2 separate regions of the Homo sapiens genome follow, and region 1 is linked to region 2. A link is an interaction called in ENCODE POLR2A ChIA-PET data of the cell type or tissue named here. Cell type or tissue: Panc1. All regions are shown on one strand. Each heading gives the region's core, and the rest is flanking DNA. Links, peaks and the distances in the headings are about the cores only.

The links. Peaks named below come from ENCODE experiments on the same cell type or tissue, not always from the same donor. Only the 100,000 strongest peaks of a DNase experiment are listed, where the experiment ranks them.
Region 1: POLR2A ChIA-PET joins it to region 2 with 19 read pairs; 2 of 35 experiments call an interaction of 5 or more read pairs at or near these places.

The regions. Positions count from the first base shown.
Region 1 is chr6:140,047,787-140,057,111 of GRCh38, forward strand. All of the region lies in intron 1 of LINC02941 (long intergenic non-protein coding RNA 2941), which reads left to right. All of the region lies in intron 2 of LOC107986652 (a long non-coding RNA gene), which reads right to left. Among named protein-coding and RNA genes, the nearest start is that of LINC02941, 76 kb to the left of the region's middle. In Panc1, for the core only: CTCF peaks have their summits at 5,151 and 5,351; no DNase peak of the experiment used is centred there; H3K27ac peaks cover 278 bases.
Region 2 is chr6:140,294,392-140,303,716 of GRCh38, forward strand. No RefSeq gene overlaps it. Among named protein-coding and RNA genes, the nearest start is that of MIR3668, 94 kb to the left of the region's middle. In Panc1, for the core only: no CTCF peak of the experiment used is centred there; no DNase peak of the experiment used is centred there.

The DNA of each region.
Region 1 (9,325 bases), core at 474-8,473, 250 kb before region 2:
CGTTTTTCTTCATTCTCTATATTTATTATGATTATAAAAAACAATTTAGAGCAGCAATTTTATTTTAGCTTTGTCTATTGTATTCCTTCTTCCTTAAAATTGATTAATATGTTTCATAATATTCTTGCTTTGGACATCAATTTTACTTAATGCTTGATGCTTCTATTAAAACATATTTCCATTTTCTTTTTTTAAATTGAAATGATCTTCTTCTTACCTATTTCTATAGCATAATGCAATGCATTTATGGAGATGTTTTTTCCTTCCTGTGCTATGCTTTTTTCATACATGTTTTTTCTTGACTTGTGCATATTTTATGCTATTTTTTACTTACCAGTTATTTATTGATTTTTTCCCCCTATAATGTCTTTCAATTGTTGGCACTCAGATTGTTTTAGCATTGCTTATACTTAATGTGAATTATTTGGCAGAGGTAATCTGATTTCCTAATTTTGCTGATAAAATGAAAAAAAAAAGTTTTTTATTTCTTTTCCACCATGATTGCTATCTACTTTTGTTGCTTTGAGCTACAAGTTGAGAGTATGGGAGATGAAAAGGTGATAAGCTAAGGTTGTGTTGAACATCTTAAATCATGATTTTCTGTAGACATTAAGGTTTGCATATTGTTCCCACAGTGAACCCCTGCAAACTTAACTATCCTCATTTTTTCTTAATTTCCTCCTTTCCACTCTCCCTCCCAGGAACTACTTTCACTTTTTTTCAGTTAGAAAAAAAAAATACAAGAGTACAATTTCAATTTGCTTCTTCAAAGTTTGGCAGTCAGTGAAAATCATTCGTATATTATCAACTCAGCATTATTACTTTTAGAATGCTGGTGAAAGTTTAGAAGCCAGTTACGTTGCCCACACTGCTCTGCTCTATTCTAGAATCTTCTGTTGCTTCATTTTGGTTTCTTTGCTTGTTAATAATGTTTTATAGTTTCAGTTGTGCAGCACTCCTTTTTCATTGCTGCTGATCATGATTTATTTTATTCTGAAATTTATTTATTTGTTCATTTGTGAAGGCATAATGGAAAATGTAAATGATGTGATCTGATGTGGCTTCATTCTTCCATTTGCTATCTTTACCCAAACTTTCAACAATCAGGTTTTACTTTATTATTTACAAACTTATCTAAGGATGTATTTATTTTAAAAATTTCACTTAAGAGCCCTTAGACAAGTCCTATAATTTATTACCTGCTGAATAAAGTAATTTTTCTTTTTTATCTCATATGACACTGTTTAATGTAAACTACATTTTTATATTCAGGGAGTATTGTGTGTGCGTTCATTCTGTCTATGTTTTTTTGTTTTGCTGAATTTGATCATGGACCCTCCTATTTCATTTTAATAGCTACCCCTTTTCATTTGCTACTTTCATATGCTGATTTCATATCATGCTTCATATTCTTATGTTGTAAAGGTTTTTCCATTATCAGTGAAGTAATGGAAATTAAAATGCTGTATAGAGACAAGAGATGAGGTTTTATTTAATTAAGCAAAAGTAACAATCCAGACTGCACATTGAAAGGCAGAGGGTGGGGGAGAATATTATGGGAAGCCCTAATAGATAAGAGGAATGCTAAGGGTTGATTTAAGAAGGAAAAATAAACAAAGTTAAAGTCAGAATGTTTATTTTGAATGGCATTAGTAAATGGGGAAAATTGGTGGAACCGATTCTTTGTTATTACGTGACTCATAAAAAATATTAGGTTGCCTTGATTTCTGCTTCTTACCTTGTGGCCTTGGTTTGGTTTATACACCCTCATTGTCAGCACTGGCTCTCTATAATAAGCATAACCATTACAGGTGGCCATAGTTGGGATCTGAGCTTTTCTATAGCATCTTTAGTTCTGCACAGCAAGGGCCACTAGGGAAAGGGCAGAGAAGGGTGGAGAGGATGTCTATAGGTAGCAAAGATACTTTGAGTTTGGAGAATAATAATTATGGAATTGTGGCATGTACGTTACTTGTGCTTTTTCCTTTGTTTTTCTGATGCCTAAGGTGGTTGAACACAAGTTTTTCCTGTTGCGTAGCTGGTTACATTTTCCACTGAGCCTTGCAGCTCTTGTTTTTGAGAGAAAAAAAGCACTAGGAAATATGCAAAATCTCCTTGAGTGAATAATGTGAATTGCAGAAAGGATCCATTGACTTCCTTCTCAGCAGTGATTTTCTATCTGAGTGGCTGCTGGATAGTTAGTGCATAAAGCTATGTTGGTGCTGGCTGGGTGCAAATTGCCTTCATCTGAAGATGCCTGCTTTGTACCATTACCTGCCTACAGCAAAACAGAGCCCCTCCAGTAGAGAAGTCTCTTTAACCAAATATCAAACAAATTAACCTTTTAGTGTGCTCCTAGGAGCCTCTCAAGAGAAGGAACACTTCAGTGACATCACTGATGGCAAAGGTTAGCCTAAAAGTAAAATGAAATCATCTGGCCAGGCAGGCCCTGCGGGAGAATCAAGCTTTGTAATTAGATTGAAGGCTCCTAGGAAACGAAGCTCTGTTGCAGGAAGAGCATTTGCAGAAGCTAATTGGGGTAAGCTTTTGCATCAGTGTCGGTGCAACGCATCACTTACAGCCTTGAAAATAGCTGTAATGGTGTATGATGATTGAGTCATTCCCTAATTTTAGCAACCTAGGCTGAACATGAATTACATGACGAATGTGCGCTTGAGTTTGTCCTATCTGAGACTTCGGACTCCGGGAAGATTGCCGTACACGTACTGGCTAATGTGACGACTGTTTTCTGGGAGTTGCAGGATTGCGACAGCTTTGTGCAAGCAGAGCCTGAGAGTTTTGCTCTGTTGGCTCTGCCCATTTACCTTCATTCTAACCTCCATTCTTACCTTGTCATCTGGTGGATGTCTCCCTGCCTTTACCCTACTTTTTTTTTTCCCCCAAAGTGTGGAATCTGTAACTGAACCCAGTAATTGTTCTAAATTATTTCTGTGGTGAATTAGCAAAACAAGAAATCTAGTTACTAAGCGAATAAGGTGAGGTCACCATCCTCCTTGCTGTAGTGACTCAAACCAGATACAAACTGAGGTTGGAGAAGTAAAAACGTGAGCAGAGAAGTAATATTATTTGGTCTTGCATGTGTCTAAACTTCTCCCTAGATAATCACCTTAACTTTGATATACATAGTGGAGTTCTCTTCTGGCACTTTCAAGGATACACCAACCTGAACACTTTATCTTTCACGATTTCCTTTGGTTTTATGTGGTTTTCAGTCTTTGAGTGACAACAGAATATCAAGGCAAGTCAGCTCCCGGGACCCACCATCTGTGTGACAAAGGCATAGTACTTAAACTCTCTGAGCCTCCCATTCCTCATGCATAAATGAGAATAGTGGAAGAGCTAGTAAGAGTATGAAGCATGGTATGAAATCATGCATGAAGCTTTATGTTGTAAAGCTGTGTTGTATGTGGCAAAAATTTTTACATTATCAGTGAAGTAATAGATACTAAAATGTTGTATAGAGACAAGAGATGAGGTTTTATCTAATTAAGCACAAATGATCTAGACTATACATTAAAAGGCAGAGGGTGGGGGAGAGTATTATGGGAAGCCCTAATAGATAAGAGGAATGCTAACGGTTGATTTAAGAAGGAAAAATAAACAAAGTTAAGGTCAGACTCTTTATTTTGAATGCTATTAATAAGTAAAGAAATTGATGGAATCAGGTAGAAGCACATAATCAGCTTTCATAAGCATTAGCTAGGATTTTTGGCCAAAACATAAGGGTGAAGGTATGTGAGAGTTGTTCTTTATTTTGGTAGTCATAACTAACAAAAACAGCTAACATTTTTTAACGCTTACTGTACGTCAAGTACTACACGGAGCACATGATGTGGTGATGACATTAAAAACTCACCCCAACCTGCTCTATGCTCATTGCACAGATTAGGAAACGGAAGCATCTGAGTAACATAGTGAAGATACTAATGCAATAAATAATTGTTCATCAAAGAATCACAGAAAGAAGCACTTGGAGCTGGCTCATCTCAGGGAAATGCACGTAGTGATAATGAGTCATCCATTTTCAATGCATCACTATAGCTCTCCCAAACCAAAACCCTCCTCTTGAGCTCACACTAAATCTGTTTATTTCTCATATCTAGATTGCTTTTACATTCTGCACCAGCTAATCTCTGGTCCTATTTCAAATCAGAATCTGGATATTATTTACCATCTGCCTCTAAGGGATGCACTTGCCAAGTCCCTTAATTTGCTATAATTGGCAGGTTTTCAGTGTACATAATTTATATCAAAAAAAGCTACCCTGAAAAAGAAGATTAATTAAACCATTTCTTCTGGGTCCCTAAAAGTGCAGTGGTTTCCAGGAGGATGGCTTTAAGGCCTTAAGGTCTTCTGTGTGTATATGCTGTCACAGCTGAGCACATTAAAAATGTATGTTGGGTTGCTCCCTGGTGCCTCTGAGCTGGTCAGAAAGATGTCATTGGCACCTGGGTAACATCACAAATACTCACTGAATTAAGCAGCTCACATTTGCATTTGAGTCTTTTGTTCTAAGCTTCGCAGACACTGGAAACTACTAGACTGCAGTATAATTTATGGATACCTCAGTGTTGACAATTCTGTCACTGATATGATAGGAAACACTAGAAAAAAATACACCCAGATGTACAGAATTCTAAATAGAGTAAGTGAGAGACCGTAACCTGATTCAGACAAGCAGCACATGTGGCTAGGAAATAGACCATTTACAGTTTTTCCCCCTTTTTGCCCTTTTTCAGTCATTCGCTAGGCTCATGGTCCAATGTGGAACATCCCCTAGGCTTTGTGGAGGCATTCTGGTCCTTCACAGCTTCTGGATAATATAATGCTTCCTTGTGAGTTTATTTCTTAATCCATGCCTATCTAAACTTGGCAGATTGATTCTCCATTCTAAAAATGGGAACTTCTGTGTTTTCTATCTTTTTCTAGAGGTTTTTTTTTTTTTTTTTTTTGAATTACCAGCCTTCAGGGGAATTACACAGCGTAGCACAGGAATGAATGTGAAGTTGCCACATATTTTTCTTTATTTTCCTGGAATGCCCATCTTCACATCCATGGCCAGTTTTTCCTACTTAGCTTCCAAATCTTAACTCAAATGCTGCCATGCTTGCCTTGCCCCATCCTGACCTCAAGGTGGCCTCCTCTGTGCTTCAGAAACTATATCTGAAGCTTAAGAAATAAGTAAAAAATGTGGACAGCCTCCATTCATTGTCTTTTTGAAAGAAGGCCAGCTACAGATTAACTAATATACTTAGGTTACCTCACTGTTTACTATTAATTACAAATTCCAGACTTTGTAGCATTCGCTGTTGACTTGTAGCTTTTTGCATGGTGGAGCTGCAAATAATTTCTGCCAGGTGGAGCAGATAACTCCAAAGGTTTATGGTCCTGTTGGACATGAGCCACTTTTTAAATCTACCCATCAATCTCATTCTAAGATGGTCTCTGTCCAGCTTATAAAACAACTTTTGATCTGGTCATAACATCTTATTAATTAATGAGTTAAATAAAACATGCTCATATTACGTGAGGGTGGGAGTCACAGGTTTGAACTCCAGTAGAGTATAGCACTCTCCACATTCTCCCAGATTGAGTTGTCTCCCTTTGCCACTAAATAAAAGCCTCATGAAGACAGGGACCTTGCGTTGCATGACTTTGGACACTCAGTACTTAGTACCATGTCTGATGCCTGCGTCACTCAATAAGAATGTGTACTATGACTAAATGATTATGTAATTTAATTCTAACCCAATTGGACTCTGCAGCAGTGCTCCAGGTCAGTGCAAGGATGCTCTATTGCTCAAAGAACAGCTTCTATTTTAGGATAACTTAGATGTGGAGTCAGAAATGTTATGATAGTCTTTTCTACGACTTGATGACTCTATGTAGTGGCCTTAGTCTTAATCCTTCTTTATTAGTCTTTTGCTTTGCACTGCCTTTGGATTAAGAATAGACAAAGTTATTCAATATTCAATATCCACCTAAGCCAGGACACTTTGCAAGGGCAAACAGAAGTTTGAAAGACAGTTTTACTTGTCTTTTTTTTTTTTCAGTGTTGTGCCTAGTTGCTGTGGCTAGCTGAAAACATAAGGGAAATCTTTCTCTTTTATTAAGGATACTTTGACCCTTTGAGAGAAAAACAAATTCTAAGTAAAGCAGTTCCATGTCTAAACTGATGTTATCAGCCGCTACTGTATGACATTAGGCTGTAAAAGTATTTACCTAAAAAAGTCAATAAACATGCAATTCACTATTATTTGTGTTGAATTATAGATCTGGAGGATCAAACCAGAATCAAAAGGAGTATACAAATTATCTATAAGATTATATGTGTGTATGTATATGCATATATATCTTTATACATATAACCTCAAATATCTAAAGGCAATTTCTGTGCATCACCTTCTTGTCCTTTTCTTTTTCTTATATACACTACTACAATAATGCATTTCCCATCAAAGTACTATTTTAAAAGTCTGCTTTTCATTTTGTCTATATTTGAAAATGTACTCAAAGAGTTCTGAAGAAGAATAATGTGTAGGATGGTAGTTTTCAGAAACTTATTTGGAAATAATATCATCTAATAGAGAATTAAATATACTTCTAGTAGGTATTCAACAAAAATTAAGATAACTTCTCATATTTAAGAATATAAAAATAACCAGATTGTTTAAGCGTAAATTCCATCTGCTGTCCAGGGATTGTCAACAAGTGAAAATTTATGGAAGGCCACAGACATTGGTCTTCAAATTGTTAGGGCTGTGCTCCAGACCAGGATTTGGCAAATGTTTTCTGTAAAGGGCCATAGTAAGTATTGATGATTTTGTGGATAATAAGTATCTGTATATTTAAAACTCTGCCATCTTAGTGTGAAAGCAACCTTAGACAATACATAAACAAATGAACCTGGCTATGTTTCAATCAATAATACTTTATGTATGAAAACAGGCATTGAACCAGATTTGGCCCATGGGTTATAGTTTGCCTACTCCTGCTCCAGACTGTCCTCATCGTTGTTTTCCTCAGTTAGTCCACAAAATTAAAAAGTCACTATTCTTGTATTTACTGTATTTTGCAGAGTTGTGAGAAAACAAATCTATATAAGTTGCTTTGGCCAGTGGAAGATAAGACACAAATTGTATGTCTAGGTTCATTTACTGAAGAATCTAAATGCTCTTTTGGGAAAAGTAGGCATCGAAATGCTTTGAAAATATGTATTTCAAAATAAGTATTGCATGCCTGAAAGTGTCAAGATATTGAGGACCAACTATGATGCTAAGAAAGAGGGAATAAAATGTCTAATGCTTCAAAGGTCTCATTAATTCACAAAAGCTTATGGTAGGTTTGCGTAGGATTTTAGGCTGTAAACCTATTCTATGGCTACATAATTTTTTTTTTTTTGGAGATGGAGTCTTGCTCTGTTGCCCAGGCTGGAGTGCAGTGGCGAGATCTTGGCTCACTGCAAGCTCTGCCTCCAGCGTTCATGCCATTCTCCTGCCTCAGCCTCCCAAATAGCTGGGACTACAGGCACCCGCCACCACACCTGGCTAATTTTTTGTATTTTTTAGTAGAGACGGGGTTTCACCGTGTTAGCCAGGATGGTCTCGATCTCCTGACCTTGTGATCTGCCCGCCTCAGCCTCCCAAAGTGCTGGGATTACAGGCGTGAGCCACCGCCCCCAGCCTACAGTTATGTAATTGTATCCTTCACTTCATGGTAGTAATATCTAAGGCATAGAAACTACTCACCTGTTCAGTCCAGGCTAGGAGATAACTTGACTGATACTTTCTTCATACTACAAGGAGGGTAAAAACCTTCGATCATTTGCTGTAGGACATATCAAAACTTGCCACTCCTCTCTTGCGATTGAAACTCAGTACTAAGCTCATTAATGATGGAGTATATTGGGGATGTCCTTTATCTCAGGGGTATTTAATGCATGTCTTTTATGCCAGGGATATTTAATGCAGGAATTTGGTTGCACATTTCATGTCCAATTCATAATGGAAAATTAAACAAACAAATGAAAAGAATAAAACACAAACAAACCGGCTGTCCAAAGCTTCTGTCCCTGTCCCAGAAACTGAAATGATGGAAAACTGCCAATGAGTATGCTCTGAAATATGGTAGTTTGGACAGGAGAAATACATAATTTTTTTCTTACATTGATCCTTTGTTTGATATTAACCAAAAAGTGTTTGCTTGCCAATTTAAAGACCGTCTTAATGGAGAGATTCTTTTCTTTCCCCTCCCTAAGCTGTTCCCCAAAGGGAAAAAATTCAGGACCTTCAATTAATTTAAATGGCCTTGCCTTTATCCTTATCTCAGCCTTTACATTTACCCATGGGGTTGCAGCTAAGAATTTGGGACAAACTCCACAATTATGGCCTTTGTTAGTAGTGCAAGGATTGCATGGGCACCTGGCACCACTAAGGATCTCAGACCAGTCTTTTTTTTCGTAGAAATGATACACTTTTGGCATATGTTTTTAATGCCATTTATTAAATACCATGTACTCATGTTATGGACACTTTTCCTACACTATTAATCCAGAGAATTCTGGAAAGTATAAATTATTATTTCCTTTTGATAAATGCAAGGCGCAGAGAGGTCACGTTACTTGACCTAGGCCACATAGGTAGCACATAGTAGACTGGGAATTCAAGCTAAGATCTATCCAATAGGAAGTCCCCTCCAGAGATATTCACTGTTGTCCTATATCATTGTGCAAATGGAAGACATGCACAACATATTATTTAAGGAACATGGTGAAATCCTAATTATCACCTGAACGATATTCCCAGGTCCAGGTTACGACCTCTTCCAAGGGGGCTGGCCACAGCCATCAGAAGACTTTTATGAAGATGCTTCCATGTGAACTGGCAAAATCCTCCCAGCACTCTCTCAGTAGCCCAAGATAGTCCAGCAGATTACATGACATTTAAGAGGAGAAAAGAACAACGGAGGGTATATGTAGACACAATGTCTGTAAACTAGGAAGGAGGAGGATCCAGTGGTTGCAAGTGGAGTGTGCTGGGAAGGCATCACTGAGCTGAAAAGTCCAGGACAGTATTTCTCCCTCTGAGGTTTTAGATCTTCTGCAGCAAAGTTATCTGGAGTGTTTTTCAAAAATGCAAATTTTTTGGCCTTATCCCTCAAGAATCTGATTTCAGTAATGTTTGATGGAGGTCCGGGCATCTTTGTAGCTGCCATTAAAATTTAAAAACCACTGATTGGGGATAGTTGGACAAATCTGGGAGCTTCTAAAGAAGAAGAAAATTTGCAGAAAGGGGAACTAAAGGAC
Region 2 (9,325 bases), core at 603-8,602:
TCCAGGCTGGTCTCAAACTACTGAACTCAAGCAATCCTCCTGCTTCAGTGTTGACATTATCTTATATTTAGAAAAACTTAAGGACTCTCCCTGAAAATTCATAGAATTGATACATAAATTTGGTAAAGTTGCAGGATACAAAATTAACATACAAAAATCAGTAGCATTTCTATATACCAATAATATATTAGCTGAAGACAAATTAAGAAAGAAGGCAATCCCATTCATAATAGCTACAAAAAATACCTAAGAATTAATTTAACCAAGGAGATAAAAGATCTCTACAAGGAAAACTACAAAACAATGATGAAATAAATTAAGACATAAATAAATGCAAAGACATCTTATGCCCATTAATTGGAAAATTAATATAATTAAAATGATCATACTATACAAAGCAATCTACAGATTCAATGCAATCCCTGTCAAAATACCAATGACTTTCTTTACAGAAATGTAAAAAAAATCCTAAAATTTGTGTGAAGCCACAAAAGAGCCTGAATAGCCAAAGCAATCCTAAACAAAAAGAACAATGCTGGAGGCATCACACAATTTGATTTCAAAATATATTACAAGGCTATAGTAACCCAAACAGCATGATATCAAACACACAGACCAATGTAAGAAAAGAGAGCACTCAGAAATTCACATATTTACAGCCAACTTATTTTTGATAAAAGTGCCAAGAATATACAATAGGTAAAGGACATCCTCTTCAGTAAATGATGCTGGTATAACTGGATATCCATATGCAGAAGAATGAAAGTAGGCCCCTATCTCTCACTTTATACAAAAATAAACTGAAAATGAATTAAACACTTAAATGTAAGACCAAAAACTATAAAACTGCTAGAAGAAAACATAGGGAAAACACTTCAGAATAGTCTTCTAAAAATAAGATTTTATGTCAAAGACCTCAAAAGCCAAGGCAACAAAAAACAAAAACAGACAAATGAGACTATATTAAGCTAAAAGATTCTGCTCAGCTAAGAAAACAATGAACAGAGTTCAGAAGCAACTGGTTGAATCGGAGAAAATATTTGGATGCTACTCTTCTGACAAAGGACTAATAATGAGAATATACAAGGAACTCAAACAACTCAATAGCAAAACACTAATCACATTTAAAAGTGAGCATGAATAGACACTTTTAAAAGAAGATGTACAAAATGACCAACAGTCATGTGATCATTAGTCATCAGGAAAGTGCAAATCAAAATCACAATAGAATATCATCTCACCCTAGTTAGAATGGCTATTATAAAAAGTACAAAAAATAATGTATGTTGGCAAGGATTAAGTGAAAGGGAACTCTTACACACTGTTAGTGGAAATGTAAATTACTAAAGCTGTTACAGAAAACAGTATGGAGATTTCTCAAAAACAACTAAAAATGGAACTACAGTACAATCTAGCAATTCCATTACTGGATATTTATCCAAAGGATAGGAAATCATTATATGAAAGAGATACTGGCACACCCCATGTTTATTGCAGCACTCTCCATAATAGGAAAGATAAGGAATCAATCTAATTGTCCAGCAATGGATGAATGATAAGGAAAATATGGTCTATATACACAATAAAATACTATTCAGCCCTAAAAAAAGAAATTATGTCATTTGCAACAACATGGATAGAACTGAAAATCATCATTACATTAAGTGAAATTAGTGAGGCACAAAAAGGTAAATATCACATGTGCTCACTCATGTAGGAGGGAAAAGAGTTGATCTCATGGAGTTAGAGAGTAGAATGATGGTTACCAGAGGCAGGGAAGGATGTAGCAGGAGATAGAGACATTGGTTAATGGGTATAGACATAGAGTTAGATAGAAGGAATAAGTTCTAATGTTTAAGAACAGAGTAGGGTAACTTTAGTTAACAACAATGTATTATTTCAAAATAGTTTGAAAAGAGAACTTAAAATGTTACCAACACATAGAAATGATAAATACACAAGGTGATGGACATCCTAGTTCCCTGACTTATTTATGATACATTTTATGCATGTAACAAAATACTGCATATACCCCATAAATATGTATAAATATTAGGTATCAATAAAAGCAAAAGAAAATAATAAAAGAATTAACATATAGGAGTAGAGTTATGAATCAGAGAGGAGCAGGAAAAATTTACTAAGATGGCAGAATGGGGTGGACCTCATTTGGTATTACTCATGACAAGGAATTTCTTTCTTGCTCACTCACTCACTTTTGCTATATCTAAATATCTATATTATTCTGTGTGTTTACCTTGATATTTATATGTATACAGTTTTCCAGATCATACAAAAAATTTAATTTTCTGCAATTTAAATAAATTGAACTCACATTAGATCACTTTTGCTTCTCTGTTTTCCAATGGAGTGTTCCAGATACAGGCAAAAAAAATATGCCTTTCAATTCTTATAGGACATTTTCATCCATGCACTCTGGTGTAAATTACCAGTTTATGTCTAGAACCAGCAAGTTACTTTTTTCAGATGTATGTCTTATTTTTCCAACAAGAAAGCAAATTTCTTAGAAAGGTATGATATTTTCTTATGGGTTTCTTGATCTTCCTGATTATTGACATCTTGACTTTCGCATCATACACGTTCTATAGGTATTATCACATTGATTAATTGAGCTCAAAGAACAGACTTGAGGTAATAGTTAAACTATGTCAAATATTATTTACCTACTTGTTTCTCAAGGCAATCTCCCTCTTTATTGATATTCTGCGTCAACGTTATTTGACTGGTTCTCACTAAATAATCCAAGTCCCCCATAAAATTGACTAATCAAAGCTAAATTGTTACATTCCAAGATACTTCTATTTGAGTATGAAAATTTATTTAAGACCTTTAAGACCTCCAAGCATAATTTCTAACAGTGGGATTTCAGACCATATGACAAGCCAGTGGGAGACTCTTTTTGAGCAGTCGATGCTTCCTGTGTGTTGCCATACATATACAGCTACCTACTTACCTGTTATCATAAATGGGGCTCACTTTCTTTTCTTTCTCCCCTTCCCCTAAATTCTCGATTGTCATCCCCAGGGGGAAAAAACACTTTTTTGTTTCAATAGCTCATTATTTTAGACAACTGATTTTTAATTTGCCATAAATAGTGCAATAGGCATTCGTTCTGTGATACTTACAATCTGGAAGTTAATCTAAATTTGCTATTCCCTCTATAAATTACCATTTATCCAACTGAGATATTAAATAACAAAGTTTCTCTCTCTAATGTCTTTTTTGTATGTTTGTTTTAGCAGTCCTAAGGTTTCATTTCTGTTGTTGGATTGTATTAGTTCATGTAAATGCTTTTGTATCATTGATTCCTGGCTAAAAAGTATCTCAAAAAGTTTAGGTCATATTTCATATCTAGGTGATGAATCATTGTGAGTTTTAGTTTTTGTGTTGTTTATTTTTCTGAGTTCTCCATATATTTTACAAATGACAAGGTATCATTTATATTGGTATTAAATAATTTGTAATAATTTGATTTGTTAAAATTATTTATTGTAACAATGTATTTAAATAATCTATATTTATTTAAAACTATTACTCTGAACTACAAGGTACAATTATAGTGATTTTATGAAATTACTTTCAAAAATTTTGGCATATTGGCAAGTCAGAGGAAATGCTACTTTGGCAAAATAGTTTATCAACTATTGGCATCAATAACTTTTTTTTCCTGACAGATTTGAATTTATATAATGTACTTATTTTATTACTTAAAATTATCAATGCCTACTAATTTTTTCTTAGACAACTTTGCTAAGGTAGCTGCCACAAAAAGCATTAATCTACAAATAAAGTTTTTTAGTTTATTTATTCAAAAGTGAAAAACAACAGAAACATTGGAAAGAAAAACCAGGGTTTGAGTCTTATTCCCCATGATTTAATAATTCTGTGAACTTGGGAGATACACTTAATACACTTTAACCTGTTTACAGCATCAAAGGGCTGATATAAAACCAAATGAGGCAATAAATTAGGTATTTTGCGAATCATAAATCTAACATCCCAGTGGATCTTCTTAATTTCACAGTAGTTATACATGGAGGCCAGTACTTCTTTGACATCTAATGGGGGTTTTGAGAATATCCAGAGAGACTAATTTTGCCATGGAATTTGGTATCCTCATGATGCTTACTCTGGCTGGACAGGAATATTGATACATCTTCTTCAAGCAGCTTGTAGAGCTTGTCACAAATGGAAGAAAAAGTAGAAGTATACTGTGATTTTAACATGGAAACTGATATTGAATGATCGGTGGGCTTTTCTGAGGCATACTTTTGGTAATGCCCCAACAGAACTTGGGGGCCTGTAGAGGGTATGAGTTGTTCCTGCCCGATCAAGAGAGTAATATCCACAGTATATATTTAACTACTTGTTTCTTAATGAAATTAGGTTTTCTGGTAGTATAATTGTATTCACTATTTTATTAAAATCAGAAGACATCGTTGGTGTCTAACAATGTCTCAGAAAGAATAATATTGTCTGTTGTTTATAATCCCTTCTTTAAAGGTGAATTCTCTGTCTACTAAATTGGAAAAGCAGAGAGAACAAAATTGTTCTACATGGGAAAAAGAATGGAGAAAAGGTCTGGGAAGATGCTAGGGTGGAGAGAAGGCAGACGAATGTATGGCTCAGTAAGATAGGGATAGGGATGAAGAGACCTTGATGTTTTTTGGGGTTTTGGTTAATGTGGGGCAGGGAAAGAAGAGCAAGAGAGGAGGGGTCAGGTAGCTAAAGATGAGGAGAAGTGAGGCAATGGGGAATAATGGGGAATGGAATTGGTTCTTTTTTTTTTTTTTTTTTTTTTTTTGAGACAGAGTCCCCAGTCTGTTGCCCAGGCTGGAGTGTAATGGTGTGGTCTCGGCTCACTGCAACTTCCACCTCCGAGGTTCAAGTTATTCTGCCTCAGCCTCCTGAGTAGCTGGGATTACAGGCTCATGCTACCATACCCAGCTAATTTTTGTACTTTTAGTAGAGACGGGGGTATATCACTGTGTTGGCCAGGCTGGTCTTTAACTCCTGACCTCATGATCCATTTGCCTCTGTCTCCCAAAGTGCTGGGATTACAGGCATGAGCCACTGTACCTGGCCGGAGTTGGTTTTTAATAGATACTGCTGCTTCTTCTCTTCACAATGTGATCATTAGTGAAGTCCATTTATTGCTTTAAATTTTCATATTCAATTAAATTACCCTTTTCCTGTTTCAAAAAAAAATGTTATGTAATAGCACTGACTTGTGGCAAACTTGAAAGCTTTTCTTTCATAGATTATTTATGGAATAAAATTAAGTATAGAGAAAAAGAAAAAATTTGATCTTAGTCAGATGATATCTTTTGACTCCTATTATAGACAATAAAATCACGTCTTAAAAGTCAGAGACAATAATGACAGCATGATCACAAATCTTTGTTTCAAAGCATCTATCAGTAAGAGAAACAGAGTAAATTGGAGTAAGGAGACTTGTTTGATCTGCCTTTGAAGGTAAAATTAGAGCTGCTTATAGGAATCAAAAGATTCAGGAGTGTCAAGCTAAAACTATGAGAAAGGCTCCAAGAGGAATAAAATGCTTCTTCTATTTAAGAACATACTTGTAGAGAAGTCTCTGAAAGCTATGTTCTATTGAGCTAATCTATCAGATTAGATTTTGTTTTGGTTTTATAGATATGGTGGCTTTGGTTTTGTTTTTCCACATTAAGTTAAAGAATGGGCTTAATATTTTGTTAAGAGTCACTGTGAACATCATATTTTGGATTCTAAATTACCTACCCTGATGATTAAAGAATTTCAGGAATACTGATTTAGTAGACTTTGAAAGGTAAGATTAAATGAAATTCTTTCATTTATTTTTCTCCACTATTCCTCTTTCCTTTGTTTCATAGTCGCTTTTCATTTAATCATTTTCTAAGAGCTTACATTTTTGCTCAATTGAAGATTATCCCATAACTAAGTGATGCATATACAAATACTCAGTGCTGGGAATTATTTCTCTTTAGAAGGAGAAGCAGAAATTAAATATTTAGGCTTTTGCAAAATGGCTTGTTTCTTTTGTTCAAAGTGATTATGTATCCCATCAGAATGGAACGTGGATTAGGTGTTTGAATGCTTTGTGCCTCAGGCTTTTTTACAAATACATGTTACTAAATGTAAAAATAACTTCTATTTTTCCAAACTAATTAGTGAGATTTCAGGACACATTGTTCACTCACAATTTTTTTCCCATGGCTTACCATTAATCTCTATCTGAATTACTGACTATATGATCAATGAAGATTAAACATACAATAAAATTTGTTCCTGGAATTTGCCTTACTTATGGTTAAAGCATTTGTGTTGTGAGGAAAGCATTTTTTTTCCACAGACACTAAAGTGTTCAGTAATTGATAGCCATCTGAATGTTATCTCTTTAAGGCTTTAAAGAAACATTTAAAATCTGAAATTGGAGGCAAATTGGGGAAATTCTGTTTTGTATCAATGAGTTCTTAATGCTTACTATGTACATCCTCTCTCTCCATATATATATTTAGTTTTAATAACCCCAATGATGGAAGTATTATTATCTTCATTTATTAGATAAAGAAGCTACAACTTACAGAGATTTGGTAACTTTCAAAATCCATCTAAGACACATAACTTTTAAGTGATTAACCTTTATTTGAACCCACGAAGCTTTCTCATGGACCCAGAGCTCCTACAATAGTGCTATGTGATTCACTTCATTTCTTCAGCGCTTCTGACATTCTTTTTGACCATCATTAAGCTCATAAAAAGGAAATTTAGTTAATATTCTATTATATATGTTAAGAAATGGAAAGATTGTTATATATTATAAACCAAAAATAAAATTCTAAGGCCCCTCAACCATCCAAACGGACTTTTTCCTCAGCCAAAGCACTCAAGTTTAACCAGAAAGACTGACTTAAGTCATGATGGGAAGTGGGGGTTGGACATCTCTTATTATACCTCTCCATCATTAACATCAACACATACTTTAAGTCTGATAAAAAAACATCTTACAACCTATTCTTTCTGAAGCCTACTAACTGAAGGCTTCCTCGGCAAATAAGAACTTTGATCTCCACAATCCTTTATCTCAACACATACATTTCCTTTCTATTGATCCCAAGTCTTTAGTAAAGTCAACCAATTGTCAACCAGAAAAATTTTAAACATGCCTATAGCCTGGAAGCCCCCAATTTCCAGTTGTCCCACCTTTCTGGACCAAACCAATGTATTTATTAAATGTATTTGATTGAAATCTCATTGGCCTCTTCAGTCCCTATGTAGTGGCCTGGGATTCAATCTGTGAGGTGGGGGGCCTGTAATCAGGACTCCATCTTGCTTTGCTTTTTTTTTTTTTCCTCCATTTTTTTCTCTTTTTGCCTGATTAAATTGTGCTCTACTTACCCTTCAGTGTGTCTGCATGCCTAAATTTTCCTGGTTGTGTGACAAAAGCCTGGTTTTAGCTGAACTAAGGAGCAAATTCTGCAACATCATGTCTCCCTAAAATGTGTAAAACCAAGCTGCACCCCAACCACCTAGGGCATATGTTCTCAGGACCTCCCAGGGCTGTGTCACAGGCCAGGCTTACTCATATTTGGCTCCGAATAAACTTTTAAAAATATTTTACAGAGTTTGACTCTTCTTATTGACAATATAAATGCAAAAACGATAAAGAAGACAAAGTATTTTAGCTTTGTAATATAAAACTATTTTGTTACTGTTAAATTTGGATTTATTTTTGTTTCTGACCAATTATTAAAAATAATTCATATTTCATTAGCACTCACAGGTGAGTGTAAACAGGTTCAGGTTATGTGGAGAAATGAAGAGGTCAGTTACTTAAAAATTCACTGAGGCTGGGCACGGTGGCTCAGGCCTGTAATCCCAGCACTTTGGGAGGCCGAGGTGGGCAGATCATGAGGTCAGGAATTCCAGACCAGTCTGGCCAACACAGTGAAACCCTGTCTCTATTAAAGATACAAAAATTAGCTGGGCGTGGTGGCGTGTGCCTGTAATCCCAGCTACTTGGGAGGCTGAGGCAGGAGAGTTGCTTGAAACCAGGAGGCGGAGGTTGCAGTGAGCCGAGATTGTGCCATTGCATTCCAGCCTGGGAAATAGGGTGAGACTCCAACTCAAAAAAAAAAAAAAAAAAAAAAAAAAGAAAAGAAAAGAAAAAGAAAATCACTGAAATATCTTCACAAGGAACATTAACAAGAGTGTATCCATGGGTTGTTTTTATTGGCCATAATGTACATGCAGTTAAATATTTTTCAATTGTACAATATTCTATAGAAGAATCAAACTTTCTCATAAAGCACTGTTTGTTATTGAATTCCAGCACAGATTTGAGAGGAGTCTGATATAAAATTATGTTGACTTATAAAAGAATAGTCAACTTGCAAATGTAGAAAACCTGACCTCAGAAAAGGAAACATTCTTGTTTTCATCCAATGGGAGACACTGAATCAAATGATAAAAATATTTCTATATAACCAGAAAGTTCGTATTGAGCAGACAAAAATGTTTAATCAGACGTTTCCTTGATCTGGTTATTTACCTCCTGTTACTTCTCATTCTTGCTTTTCGATTAGAATCTCCATTTCTCAGTTACCATAAAATGAAGAAACAACAGGTCCTGAAGAAAAGTTAAGAGTATCCTGAGCACTTAATATGTTACCCTCTGTAAATAAGTGCATTTGACTTTTGGCTTTATGTATCAGTCTTTTCTAAGGGTGGCTAAACTGACATCTTTTCTGTAGGCCCAATACCTTCAAGATGTTGATTGGAAATACATTTGCAGGTTTGCAAGTCAGAGTGCTTGACACTGGACCACTGTGATTTCACTCTGGACAACATTCTCCTGGCTTCTCCAGGCACCTTTCTTCTGTCTCAGGAGTGATTCCGAAGTGGTGTGTTCTAATAACATGGGAGTTTCCTGACCCTCTTATGGATGTGTGACAGTGGTGTGGCTTGTTTATTCAGCTCAAACTCCTTAGGGAGAGGGAGCATGCAAATGAGCGGGTGCAGGAGCCAGTGTGAGTGTTTTGGGCTCCGGCCCCATGGCAGTGTCTAGGGGTGTTACAATGCCTTTTTAGCCCTGCCATCCGGGAATGGCTTAAGTGTTAAATAGCTCAGTGAAGAGTCAGTGTGACAGTCTTTTTGGGTTCCTGCACCCAGTGTGTCCCGAATTTTTGTCCAGTGTCCAAAAAGAATCGGGTCACACAGACTTGAAGGATGGTAAATATGGGGATTTTATTGAGTGATGGAGGTCGCTTTCAGCAGCATGGGTAGCTGGAGAGGGGATGGAGTG